2 separate regions of the Mus musculus genome follow, and region 2 is linked to region 1. The links are chromatin contacts, found by POLR2A ChIA-PET in ENCODE. All regions are on one chromosome and are shown on one strand. Each heading gives the region's core, a stretch centred on a gene start or an enhancer-like site at or near the end of the contact. The rest is flanking DNA. Distances are from core to core; before and after follow the strand shown. Region 1 holds the start of Tmem37 (transmembrane protein 37). Region 2 holds the start of Dbi (diazepam binding inhibitor).

Region 1 (6,923 bases), core at 1,891-4,390:
CAGCAGTTCACCTGGGAACTTTAAATCACTGTACCTGGGTCTTATCAGAGAGTAGTGGGACATGGGGGGGGGGTCTCTTTTAAGAGCATTCCTTTTTCTCTAAGTCTGAGCAGGTTTATAACTGGGAGGAGGGGGCAGAGGCTCACACCTGTCCGACCATCTGGAGAAAAGGCAGACAGAGCATGTCAAGGAACAGAGAGACTGTGTGCTGTTTCAGAGCTCACCCTACCTGTCCAAGCTGCCCCTGGCTCTGACACCCAGGCTCTACCCTGCCTGTTCCTGTCTACCATGGACTCCTTCCTAGGACATTCCTGTTGTTACTGGAGTTTTGAAGGTCACAGCCTGGACCCTGGCAACCCTAACAAGCCAGACTCTGCCACTGGTCCTCAAAGGGCTGATTCAACAGACAAGTGGGAAGTGAAAAGCAGAGAGTTATTCACTGGCCATACCCCAAACAAGAGGAACACCCTACTCTAGCCTCAGGGTCCTGACACGAGGTTCAGGTTTAAACAGAGGGCAAGAGCTGTGTATAGCCAAGCTGTCCTGGCCAAGGTGTGGCCATGCCCATCACTGACCCAGCCTTGTCTCAGCATCAGTCTCTCCCACAAGGTGGTCTAACAAGTTACCAGGGTTGTTTAAAAATCTCTTCCCAGGGCTGGAGAGATGGCTCAGTGGTTAAGAGCACCGACTCCTCTTCCGAAGGTCCTGAGTTCAAATTCCAGCAACCACATGGTCACTCACAACCATCTGTAATGAGATCCGATACCCTCTTCTGGTGCATCTGAAGACAGCTACAGTGTACTTAGATATAATAATAAATAAATCTTTAAAAAAGATTGTCTCTAGGAGACAAATCTCTGCTCTCGATGGTACCAGGCCCAGTCTTTCCTTCTCTAGCACGGGCTTCCTGGGGAAATTCCAATTCCTTGGGATCCATGTCTGAAAGCCAAAGGGAGAGAAGCACACGACCTCACTGAGTAACCCAGGCTAGCCTATGTGATCAGCATGTCTCTGCTTCGAGGGTGCCAGCCTTAAAGGCCTGTGCCACCACAAGGGTCTCTCTTTGTAATGTCTCTGCTTCTGCCTCGGGATAATGTCTGCCTCTGTTGTGGCACTGGGAAGAGGGTGTGTGCTGAGGGAGTGTTGTGGGTTCCTCAAGCCTAGGGTGCCAGATCTTGGCACAAGCCCCACCCAGACTCCAGGCGTTTGTTCTGTACTCCCTTTGGGAACTGGACAGACACTTCCTCATTTCTGCTTCTTAGACCGCCTTGTCAGCAAGAAGGTCTTTAGCTGTTGTATAAACAGCTAAAAGGCACCCTACCCACAGACATGTACACTCTCAGAAGGCACGAGATGGGAGCAGATTATGAAACTGGACAACTATTTTTTTTCCCTCTTTTTGAGACAAGGTCTCATGTGGCCCAGACTAGCCTTAAACTTATCATGTAGTCAAAAATGACTAAACTTCTGATCCTCCCAACTCCACCTCCCAAGTGCTGTGATCTCAGGTGTTTATAACATCACACCTCACTTATGTAGTCCTGGGGATGGAATGCAGGCACGGGCCATGCTCAGATCTGGTGAAAAAGAGCAACCCAGGTTCCTCCAGAGAGTATTCTAGAACTGCTTCAAAGGACAGCCAGGCCCCCAGGCTGGGGGAGAGCTAGGTGCTCCTTGCACTGGAGAAATGAACACCTGGCTTCTAGAATCCTGGACTGGGGAGAAAGCAGGTAGTGCCATGGAGAGGAGGCCGGTGGATGGAGAAAAGCCAAGTGGCTGGATGGACCTGGCCGACTGCCCTTAGTCTTAGCTCAGGCTCTAACCCAGAGCTAGCAGTACCTAACGCCACTCACGGCAGGTCTCAGCCTGGTCCCACTGGTCAGAAGTTCCAGGGAGGGGCCCAGCAATGTGTGTTTGCAGCAGCCAGCATCTCAGCTAGCCTTCACTCAGAGTGGGAAAGCAAGAGGAGGCAGGGACATGTGTCCACACCCTATCTGTCTGCCCCAGGACTGGCTCTGGGGCTGAGCAAAGCTTTCTGTGGAATCAGATGAACTGGGAAGCAGAGAATGCATGTGAGGCCGCATCTTCCTGGTTTCCCTCATGGCTCCTTCCAGAGGATATAAGTGTATTCTTTTCAATGTCCATAGGTAAACAAGAGAGCAATCTGCTGGCCAGAACAAGATAGATGATTTATTCCATCTAATCTAGTCCTTAGTCAGCATCTTACTTTATTTTATTTTATGTAGGACCCCACCCACCTTCTTCCCCAGGCTGGAGGAAGGAAGTAGGAAATGCTAGCTGAAACCCTCGCCCTCAGACCACACCTTCCACCCTTTGGGGGTGGGAGTATTTTAGCATACCCATCTATACCCCCTCCCACTCTCCTTTACTTATGCGGCTGGGAAAAGAATCTAGGGCCTCCTGCTTGCTGCACTAAGCTCTTAGTCACCCCTCCACGCCTCCTCCCTCCTGTCCTTTCTCTTCCTCCCCCTCCTCTTCCTTCCCAACCCTCTCCTCCATTCTCTCCGTGATTACAGAGTCTGACCCTGTATCCCAGGCTGCTCAAATAACCCAGACTGGCCTTTAACTCAAGGCAATCCCTCTGCATCAGCCCTTCAAATGCTGGATTTACAGGAATCTGCCACCACATTTGACCTAGTGTTTGCTGATAGTTCCCGAGGGGACTAGGAGTCAAGGACGCCGTCACATCCTCCTTAACGAGTAAACTAAGACAAGTGAAGGTTCTGGTCCACTCACATGTCACAAAAGCTTTGTAACAGGCCAGCCAATCACATAGTATCTCACTTATTAACCAAGGCTCTGCGGTGTTAAACTAGCGGTCCAAGGTCACACACCCGGTGTAGAAACCAGAATCCTGGCGGGATCCTCCACTTTGCACCTAGGTGCTCCTTCCCGACTCTTGGCCCTTCAATCTTGGACTGGAACCAAATCTCCCAGTCCTCGAGGAATCTGCATCCAGGGGAAGATCGCGAGCCGGGTCACCGCTCACCCCTTCTCTGGGACCCAGGGCGCTGCTGAGTCAGCGTAACCCGAGCAGCCCAGTGACCGCGAAGCCCCCGCCCCCGGCTTGCGCCCCGCCCAGATAGAGGGCCAGCCCCGTGGCCGAGCACAAGTGCACGAGTGCGACAGCTAGGCCAGGCGACAGCGCTGCCTACCAGAGCGCAGCATGACGGCCATCGGCGCGCAGGTAACCTGAGGGACCCGCGGGGCGCAGAGCCGGGGTACAGTCTATCATGGGGGAGGACTGGGAACTCTCAGTGACTGAAACTTTGGGTTAGGGTGACAACTCCCCAAGGTGCCCAGGTCTTTCTGGGACACCCTTCCCCCGGAAGGTTCCTCTGAGAGGTCGGGGGGGGGGGGTACCTGCTACCCCAATGCAGCTCGCTCTGCACGGTCTTCTCGGCCTCTGATGAGCACCAGAGACCACCAAACTTTTTTGCAGGGTCACCAGTTAGGCTTTTCTCGGGGGTCGTTGAGAATCTTTAAAAACTGGGGGTCTAGAGTTGCGGACTGTCAGGGTAGACTTAGAAAATGCCAGGCTTGGTTTATGTAACGGACGAGGACGTTGCTCGCGAAGCCAGAACTTTCTGAGAGGGCGACTGCAAATATCATCTTCCTCCGAAGCGCGTTTGAGGAGTTAGGTGGAACTGAGGTGGGACTGGATTCGCTGGGGACCTGACACTCGAGGTAAACGGTTCCCAGGACAGGAGCGGCCGCTTCCCCTAAGATCTGGCTTCTTTTGGAGCAATGCTGAGTGTTTGTGTTGGCTGAGAATCTCTGCATTCCTGCCCGCTTCAAAAGGCGGTCGGAAGTGTCCACTACCCCGCGGGCCAGCTTCCTGCTCACCCAGGCATCCCGGTGGCTGGCTGTGCTCCAGGCTGTCCACTGTCCGGTCTTGCCCTGAGAAGTACAGAGGTCAGTTGACTCTGCCTCCAGGTGCTCAGGCCCTGATAATTTTAGGTACTGTTCCGCCCATTAATCATTATTTTTATCATTATCAGCACTGCTTGAGATAGACAGGATCTGTTCTTTGTTGCTCAGGATGCTCTTAGACTCCTGGGCTCAATTCACCCTGCTTCCTTAGCCTTCCAGTAGCTGGCATTATAAGAATAGGCCACCTCTACAGCTCTACCCATTCTACAGAGAGATAACTGAGGCTCGAAAGTAACCTGGCCACAGTGGGTAGCCAAGTGACAGGATGTACACAAATTCAGGTCTTCCCAACTCCGAACCTCACTCACACTTTTGGTAACAAGAAGAAAAGAAAAACCTTGCAAGGCCACCCTCAAACTCTTTTATCCAGAACTCAGTTGCTAGGGTGTGGTAGGGACTCTGATTCGGTGACTTGTTTTTCTTTGTTCCTGGGTATATTCCAGACCATCTCCAGGGAAGGGAAGGCACAGGAGGAATGGAGGAATGAGCCAAGGTGTGGGGGCACCCCTAAAGGAGATACTCAGAAACCAGTGTGGGTGTGGGAGGAGCTAAACTAACCCGCCATAGGTAGGAGCCCCTTTAGGGGAAGAGGGAGGAGGGAGGGGAGGAGGGAGAGGGGAGGAGGAGGGAGAGAGGGTGAGGAAGAGGCAGTAAGAGGTAAAGGGGTGGGAGAAGGAGAGAGGGGGAAGAGAAAGCAAGGGAGAGGCAGCAAGAGGAGAGGGAGGAGGGAGCAGAAGAGGAGGAAGGAGGACAGGAGGCATATTTGCCCCAGACTCAGCTGCCTGTGCAAGTGAGGAAGATGAGCTACACCCATCTGTCAGCGCAGGGTGGGAGAGCACTCGTCCCTATTCTGAGGGGAACTTGAACAATGACTTCATCCCATAACAGTACCTAAGGTCCCTAAGGTGTTAGGTACCATTATCACCCTTCAGTGGAGATGAGGAGACCGGGTAATAAATGACAGGCAAAACCCAAGACCTGTTAGTGCAGGCCTCCCCTTTCTAGCTCCTTGAGAGACTGGGGCAGGAAGATCGCAGGTTCAAGGCCTACCTGGGCTAGAGCGAGTGTTCATCAGACTGTCTCAGAAGAAAACATTTAAGAAGTGTGTGTGGCTAGGGTGGAGCACTTGCCTAGCACGCAAGGGTCTATGCACTTAGCGAGAATGGGCACCAGGCCTCGAGCATGCAAGCAGTGGTTGAGCTGAAAGAAACAGTTAGGCACAGGCTGACGAAGAAAATTTCCTGTGTTAGGGGTAGTCAGCTCTGGGATGGCGGCCTGACACAGGCTTGGCAGAGAGCTCATTAAAGAGCAGTGGATACAGGAATGTGAAAAATGATTATACATCGTTGGGGTGTTATTGGTCTTGGGAAGCAGAGGCCCATCCGACATGGCATTGGGGTTAGCCTCATAAGCCTGGCAGAGTCAAAGCAACAGGTCAGTGGGAACCATCAGGGTCACACAGGTTCAAAGGGGATGAGAAGTGTTAGCATTGGGAGTCAAGGCCCTGTTTGAAGGGACTGTCTTAAGGCACAGAGAGATGAGGCTGTTGGGCAGGACTGGCTGCCCGCTTGCCCTTTTCTGCCCCCCCCTCTCAGCACCTGCCACTCAGCTGTGCCACCCTGCCTCCAGGAGAGCATTCCAGAGTCAATGGACGCTCGGTAGATATGACAGTGGTATGGGGTGAGGCACACAGGTTCAAGATGAAGATTGCTGGTGAGATGGACCACTCTGAAGAATTGAGAGCCAGCTGTGGGCCACACATTTCATATGTGGGGGCCAGGAGCATGGAATAACCTGAAGTGCCCTTCCGCCTCAGCCTCTGTCTACCTTGGTTTTGTTTGTTTGTTTTGGGTTTTGTTTGTTTGTTTGTTTGTTTTTTCAAAACGGGGTTTCTCTGTATAGTCCTGGCTGTCACTTTGTAGACTAGGCTGGCCTTGAACTCAGAAATCCACCTGCCTCTGCTGGGATTAAAGGCGTGTGCCACCATGCCCGGCTTCTACCTTGTTTTTTGAGACAGTGTCTTTCACTGGCCTAGAACTCAGCTAAACTGGCAGACCAGCCATTCCAAGTGGCTTGCCTGTCTCCCTGATGCTGAGACTACTAGCACCCACTACACCCAGGCTTATTATTATTTTTTTTTAATATGGGTTCTAGGGATGGAATTCAGGTCTTTGTGTTTGCAAGGCAGATATTTTACTGACTACCCCTTTGATGCCAGGCTCTCTTCCTGGCCTGGAACTCACCAAGTAGGTGAGACTGGCTGATCAGTGAGACCCTCCCTGCTACCTCCCCTTCCCCAGTGTGCAACAAGCCCCTCTTTTCTCCTGGCATCTGGGGATGGAGCTCAGGTCCTTAAGCTTACAAGCACTTTCCAGGCTGAGCTACCTTCCGGGTCCCACTTGTCTTCATCAACATGAACCTTTAACCCCTTGCAGTTTTACGAGTGGTCAGTGAGTTTTAATGAAGCCTGCTTCAAGTCAAAAGAAGGATATGTGACACCAGATCTCTGTCACCTCTGTCTGATCCCTGGTGTGGCGTCTTAGCACCTGGAGATTAAAGTCCAGCCTGGGACTGGGACAGGCGGGGCTGAGGACAGGACTAGATGTGCCTGTTTTCCAGACAGTGTGAGGCCTTGGGTCAAAAGGTGTCTGAACTGACCTAATGTGTCTTGTGATGTGTTTTTTGCATCCTTGGCTGTCCCATCTTGTGACCATATTAGTCTCTAGGGATTTTATAACCCTGCCAGGTGCTTTCCCGCAGGGATCGCCAGCTTCCCTGGGCAGACGAGAAAGCAAGTGCCCACTGGAGAGGTGGCTCCACTGGGAAAGGGCCTGCCTAGCATGGGCGAAACCCTGCTCCCAAACGCCAGCACCAAACAGACAACTGTGGCGGTTCTGCCGCCGTCCCAGGAGGAAGAAGGGATATATAAAACTCCAGCTCAAAATAAAGGGAGAAAAGAAGAGGAGAGA
Region 2 (6,923 bases), core at 1,782-4,281, 47 kb before region 1:
TCCAGTTTTGCAGAAAGTTGTAAGTCAAAAAACTTCATGACTTGCCCCAAAGCATTTTTTTTTATCATGTGTGTCCATGGACTGTGTGTATGCATACAAGCTCATGCATGACACAGCACACACATAGCAGTCAGAGAGCACTTTTGTGGACTTGGTTGTCCCCTTCCGCCTTTATACGGGTTCTGAGGGTTACACTCACATTGTCAGGACAGCAGGGCAAGGGATCTCCCGGCTGAGCCATCTTGCCAATCCCTGCAGTTTACTTTTAAAAATTAAATTCCAAATGCTGAAAAGGCTCAGACAATAAAGTGCTTGCCACACAGGCATGAAAATCTTTGAGTTCAATTTCTACAAACCATGCAAAAACAGTCAGGCATGGTGGCATGCAGTACCTGTGCTGGGGAGACAGAAAAAGAAGGGTCCTTGGGGCTCACCGGCCCAGACAGTCTAGCCTGCTTACTTGGTAAGTTCGAGGACAACGGAGTCACTGTCTCCAAAACAAATGGAAGGCACTCAAGGAATAATAGACCAAGTTTTTCTAAGGCCTCCAAATGCCATCCTAGCTCCCTGGGGAAGAAGCACGAAGGGCAGGCTTAGCAGTGACGTTCCCATAGCTGAGACACCAACAAAGAGTTGCTGAGCAGCAAGGGAAGGAGGCACAAGGTGTGCTGAGAAGCATGGCCTCAGGCTCTCTGACACGGTGCCTGGGAAACTCTACAAGGATACCTTCTTTTGTCCCCTCTGGCTCAAGAGAGCTTAGCTCCCAAGGGTCCACACCCTTCAGCATGTCCCTCACCTCCTTGAAATAATTTTTGTACCCTCATCTGGAACCACTACCTGGAATTAATAAAGTGAGTTATATTCCTACAAGCAACCAACAACTCAACCTGGAACTACATACAGACTGGCATACTACATACATACAGACTACATACAGATAACGGCAACATGCCCACGGATCCACTGACCGCATGGGAGTCCAGTCAAAGCTCTGTGGAGTCACTTCCTCTTTCAGAAGTGACAAAGAAAACATCGACATTTTTTATACTTCACAGGCAATTTCTCCAAACTCACCTCCAACATTTTTGTTACTTTTGCTTTCTAAGCAAAGTGACTTACAAACTAACAAATCTACCTGTGTTCCCTGCAATTAAAGTTCTCCTTCCCAAACACTCCACAAAACATGACCGAAGCTGCTGGTGACATCTGAAGGCTCGGACTTAAGTTTTCTACTTTTGCGGGGCTGGGAATGGAACCCAGGATCTCACATATACTAGGCAGACAGACTCTCTCCAGCACCGAGCAGCAGCCCTAGCCCTGCCTTTGCAAACCACTACAGCTGTGATGAGGGGGCAGGTAGACAGGGTGGCAAACTGTGGCCCAGGCCTCTGGCCACACATTAGGAAGTGAGAAGAGACTATCTCCCTTTTGTAATGACCTCCAGAGAATTTTCTATCACCCCTCTCTTTCACCTTTGTATCCATTGCCAGAAAGTTCTTTCAGCCCTCTAAATCCTCCCGCCCACTTGTGCTGTCGCCCTTCCTCCTTCTCCCATGGAGCCAAGGCCCCTATAGCACCATCACCTCTGTTGAAAAGTCCCCTCCCCACCCCATGACTCCATCAGAATGACTGCCTGCATGCCCAAAATGAACAACCTCTGCCATCACCTATTCAGCTTACTTCGTTCTTACTTCTGCAGCTCTGTCGTGTTTTACTTAGTTGTACTTCCTCATTGCCCCGCTGTAGTCTTTTGTCCCGGGACACATATTCTTGGATTTGAATGCCGTCTAAACTCAACCCTCTGAACCTGCTGTGCACTCCTAAGCATGTTCTCCCTAACACTCTGGGTTTTCTCAATTTCTCTGACCTCCGTGTCTAGCTTAAAAGGCATAACTTAGGCAGAGGCAGGCGGATTTCTGAGTTCGAGACCAGCCAGAGCTATACAGAGAACCCCTGTCTTGAAAAACCAAAAAAAAAAAAAAAAAAAAAAAAGGCAAAACTTTTCCCCAGTCTCCTCTCCCCAGTGGATGTCAACATTTTCAGCTTGTCTGTCCTGTGGGTTTTTTACCTCAAACTTTTAATATAATTGTCCTCAAGCTTCCTTCCGAATCAGTTTTAAATTATTTCACTAATGAGACTAAGAATTCAAAGACCTCAGTGTCCACAGTAACTCCTGCTTACTCCTGCTTCTGCTAGAATGCTCCTTCCGACTTGCAGGACTCGCTCAAACAGCATCTTCTCCCCAACCCCTCTCCACACACATCAGTTATAACTTCCAACTCTTTACTTTTTAAACTAAATCAACTATGAACCCACTATAAGACGCTGCAAAGTAGCAAAGATTCGTCTGTTTGTCCTCTGCTGCGTGTCCAAGGTCTAGGAGTCGGCAAGCATCAGGTCACGTGTTTAAAAACCATTTGAAAAGTTATTCACTTAACCAAGGCTCGATGGGCACCTCTTCTTGTGCAAGTTTGTTATATCACATTGTCTCCGCCTTTATAAAGCACTGATGGAACACAAGACTGCGTTAGGGGTGCAGGACCGACAAGTATGGGCAATGTCAAAGAATATGCCAGAAGTTCAGAAGAAAAGGCCTAGATATGGACTTGGTCCAGCGGGCCACCATTGCGCTGTGCACCGGGGATTCTTCCCTGGATTTTCCGAAAGGGGTCGGGGCATCCCATTTTCTAGTCGGATAATTTACTCAACCAGCGATGCAACTTCCGGCCTCTTTCCAATCCGCATGAGAGTTAAAGGGAAAGAATCATACTGATTTCTGCTCTCCTCCCGCAGCACCCCATTTCACGCGTTCTCAGTGCCTGCTAGCTCCTGCCCAACTGCCCTGACGGAGAATGTCCCGTCCGTCCCTTCCCCCACGGAAAAAAAAAAAAAAACGAAACGCGTCCCACCTGCTCCCAACGTGCCCCGCGGCTCCTCCCCGCGCGTGCGCAATAAACTCCCTCTTGGGTCCGGGAAGGGTTGGAGCGCTCCGCTAGGATGGACACGCCCCCGAAAGCAGATCCGACTTCTGATTGGCTGCTGCCGCTCGCCCGAGCTCAGTTGGAACGCCGGGGTTGTGCTTTTAAAGGCGCTAGCTGGTGCGCTCTGTGACTTGATTGCTGCTGCTTCTGAGCTTGCTCCCGCGCTTTCGGCATCCGTATCACCTCACCAGTATGTCTCAGGTACTGCGTGTGCCCCGCCGGGCTGCGAAGATGCTGTGGGTTTGGGGACAGCCGGGTCTATTTCCTCAGATATCCCGCAGCTCTTCTGGGATCCGAGCCCAGCTCATAGCCTGGGGAGCGGAACTTTTTCCCTTGCAGATATGTAAAACTGCCACCCACGCCGGAACTGCCAGAGAGTTGCCGGTGGGCTGAACTCCTGGGTGAAGCAGGAACAGGGTCCTCGAAAGAAAGATGGGGCGTAAGAGGGAAGGAAGGACAGGGAAGATTGAATCCCACACTGGGAAGAACCGAATGGAATAGAGGGGCACTCATACAGGCCCTGGCTGAAGAGCCTGGAGGTCGGGGAAGGTATTTAGTCTTGTGCCTGGCCTGCCCCTGTACAGAAGAGATGTGAGTAGGTGAGGTGGTCCAGAAGCCTTTTCCTTCCCTCCAGTGGAGACCACTACCGAGGACTGAGCCCTGTAGGGCGATCTCTGACTCCTCCCACTTGCCTCTCCCTAATCTGGGCACTGGGACAGAGGTCAACGCTGAACTCCAGGCCCCTGTAGGAAGGGACCAGCTGGCTCCAGACACTGGATTCCACCGCATTCCTCTCCTGAACTCTGATCGACTGTTTTGATCACACCACGTTTCCCCTTACTGCCCAGTCAATCTCCGCTGATCATAGGTCGGGCTTTACTGGAACCCCAGCAATTGTTGGATCTGGGCCAGTGGTGGCCCAGGCAGTTAGTTGGGCAAGAAAATTTTCAAGGGCGTGCACTTCCACTGTGAGCCAAAACTATTCCCAGCACTTGACACAGTGCTGTAACTGCTTGAGTGGACAGGTGGGCCTTAGGGAATCCTGGCAAGAAGAGGGAATATGGGAGGCATCCCTGGGCCTCTCCCACTCAGGCAACCTACATCTCGTTCCTCTCCCTCTCCCTCACTCTTAGGCTGAATTTGACAAAGCCGCTGAGGAGGTGAAGCGCCTCAAGACTCAGCCAACTGATGAAGAGATGCTGTTCATCTACAGTCACTTCAAACAAGCTACTGTGGGCGATGTAAATACAGGTATGCCCAGCTTCTCATCAGAGCGGGCCAAGTTGGCTCGGCAGCCCGGGAGTCTGAGAACTTCGCCTTCCGACTGCCAGAGGCAGGCTGTGATGACAGAACATTGGTATGGAGACCTTAAGCTGAGAGATTGTCACCTGCAAAGACCATCTCCCTAAACTCTTAGTGACTCTGGGAGCAGAGTCAGTGTGGGTTTACAAGGACTTTACTGATTATCTCAGCATCTACTCTGAAGGCAGCAAAGGCTCCAGCCTTGTTGCTCAGCAGTCGCTTTCTCGAGCCTCCCGTTTCCATCAGATGAACAGGGTCATGGAGTGCTTGGCCTCTTTCCCAAGCCGAATAGATGAGCAGATACATCATATCTGGTACCCTGGGGCAAGGCAGAAGTGCTGCTGGCCCAAGTCTGCCCTATCCAGGTGACTTTTCTCCCTATCCAAAAATCTTGGGCAGATTTTTCTTTTTTGCCAAGTATTGTAGGTTGATGGGCCAGCCTGTCTCTGCCTCTCCAGCACTGTTATAAGCACAGGCTGCTGCGTGGCCTTATATTTGTTTCCCTCCCACATGGGTTCCGGGAGTCAAACTCACACCCTCGTACTTTACTGGCTGGCCTGTCTCTCCAGCCCCTTGGTATAGCTTTTGAAACTATGCTGTGGGTTACCTTAGTCTATGATACTGTCTTTTCTGTGCCTTGAGCAGTGGCTATAGCCTGAGATAGCAACACAGTGTGTTCCAGCAAGGACTCATGACAGCATAGAAGAAAATGTATGCCTCAGTCACCCACCAAGCATGGCCTCCAATTCCACTGGAGCTGGAGTGGCTAGCCAAGCAGGTCAGAGATTTGAGGGCTTATAAACATCCAGGAAGGAGAAGCCAGTGGGAAGGGAACAGAGAGCTGTGGATGCTTTCTGCTAGATAGTATTTTCCCAGAGCCTGGCCTCTAGCCACGCTATTGGTACTTGCTGGAATATAAGCATCAGTAGACTAGCTTGGAATCCACCCTTGCCTGGTCAGGGAACCGGCTTGTTTGTTTGTTTGTTTTTTGCTGTACTGGTTCAATACAACAAAGACTAGCCACAAGTGGTTATATGGGTTTTAGCTGAAAACAGCTAAACCTAAGTAATGCCAAAAGGCCAGTCTGTAGCTATGCAAGCTGTGTTTCAAGGGCTCAGTGGCCACAGGGGGCAAGCGGCTTCTGAATTAGACGTTGCAGGGATCACCGAAATGGCTAGCAGGTTCTCGCTGCCATGCCTGACTATCTAAAGGAGCCACTTGGTGAAAGGAGAGAATTGACTCCCAAAAGTTGTCCACTGGCTTCCACACCTGCACAGTGGTGTGCACACTTGGCGTGTTGGCAAGTATACGCTTCCATCTAAGGAGAACTTCCTCTGAGGCAGGGAGTCTTCCTCTGAGGCTCTGAGGGTTCCTTTGCAGTCACAGTCTTCCAGTGAGGTTCCTGGAACTTATTTTTCTCAGACTCAGTGCCCCAAGCTGCACACTCTGCAGTTTCTGCTCCTAGCAATGAAATTGTCCCCCAAGGAAGGATGGTGAAAGGCCTTTCCAAAAGCAGGTGCTCTGGAAGCAGCGTGGTCCTCAGACAAAACCTCCAGATACAACAAGAAGGAGTCCAGCGATGTGTGGAAATAGGGCCAGATTATAAAGACAAGTACAGGCAAGGACGGCAGAGCCCCACCCCCACCCCCACCCCCTCAGATAATAGCAATGTAGCTCGAAGGGAAACCAGCAAGCTGAAAGGGGGATGGGGAGAGACCCTAAAAGCTCTCTTTAGATTTGTTGTTGTTTTAATTTCATGTTCATGTTTTAATTTCAATTGGTGTATTGCCTGCATGTCTATCTGTTTGAGAGTTATCAGATCCCCTGGAACTGGAGTTACAATTGAGAGCTACCATGTGGGTGCTGGAAATTGAACCTAGGCCGTCTGGAAGAGCATCCAGTGCTCTTACGTGCTGAGCCGCCTCTCCGGCCTTATTTTATTTTATTTTATTATTTTATTTTTTCAGAATGTTTGGATTCTGAACCACACGAATGGGTGTTTGTTTATTTATCTTGGTTAAAGTAGAAGTTTGGTTTGGTTTTGAGGATTTTTAGTCTTTGCACTCCCCCACCCCCTATTTTGTTTAAGACAGAGTCTTATGTAGCCGAGGCTGGCCCAGATTCACTATATAGCCAAAAATAACATTGAATTTCTGATCCTCCTGCTTCCACCTTCCAGATATTAATTCCCATGCCCAGTTTATCTGGTGCTGGTGCTAGGACCCAGGGTTGGGAGCATGATAGGCAAGCGCTCTGCCAACTCAGCCACATTCCCAGCCCTTGTATTACTTAATATTTTTCTAATTTTGAAACAGAATCTCACTAAGCCACTCGTTCTGGCTTTAAGCTCTCTGTAAGGCAAAACCTTGAACTTTCCTTCCTCCCGGCCCCACAGCCCCTGGCATCATGGGTGTGTGAACACTATGCCTGCCTATTTTTCTTTTATTGTATTATATTTGATTTTTTGAGATAAATCCTCATGTAGCCTGGGCTGGCCTCAAGCAACACTGTGTAGCCATGATGACCTTGAATTCCTGATCCTCCTGCCTCTACTTCCTGAAGTGCTGGGATGATAGGCCTGTGATGCCATGCCCTGTTGATACATGCTGAAGCTCACCAGGGCCCTGGACATGCGAGGGA

What was found. ChIA-PET counts read pairs that join two places held with the same protein, here RNA polymerase II (POLR2A).
Region 2: POLR2A ChIA-PET joins it to region 1 with 15 read pairs in Patski. The contact joins the promoter of Dbi here to the promoter of Tmem37 in region 1. POLR2A ChIA-PET finds 5 or more read pairs at or near these places in 3 of 5 experiments (Patski and embryonic stem cell).

The regions. Positions count from the first base shown.
Region 1 is chr1:120,069,997-120,076,919 of GRCm38, reverse strand. Tmem37 (transmembrane protein 37) reads left to right here and starts at 3,140. Exons shown (of 2, transcript NM_019432.2): 1 at 3,140-3,208. The coding sequence starts at 3,188. It overlaps Gm41937 (a long non-coding RNA gene), which reads left to right. Exons shown (of 3, transcript XR_001779373.2): 3 at 654-834.
Region 2 is chr1:120,117,204-120,124,126 of GRCm38, reverse strand. It overlaps Dbi (diazepam binding inhibitor), which reads left to right and starts at 3,031. Exons shown (of 4, transcript NM_007830.4): 1 at 3,031-3,182; 2 at 4,115-4,232. The coding sequence starts at 3,174. It overlaps 3110009E18Rik (RIKEN cDNA 3110009E18 gene), which reads right to left and starts at 2,940. Exons shown (of 6, transcript NM_028439.2): 1 at 2,910-2,940.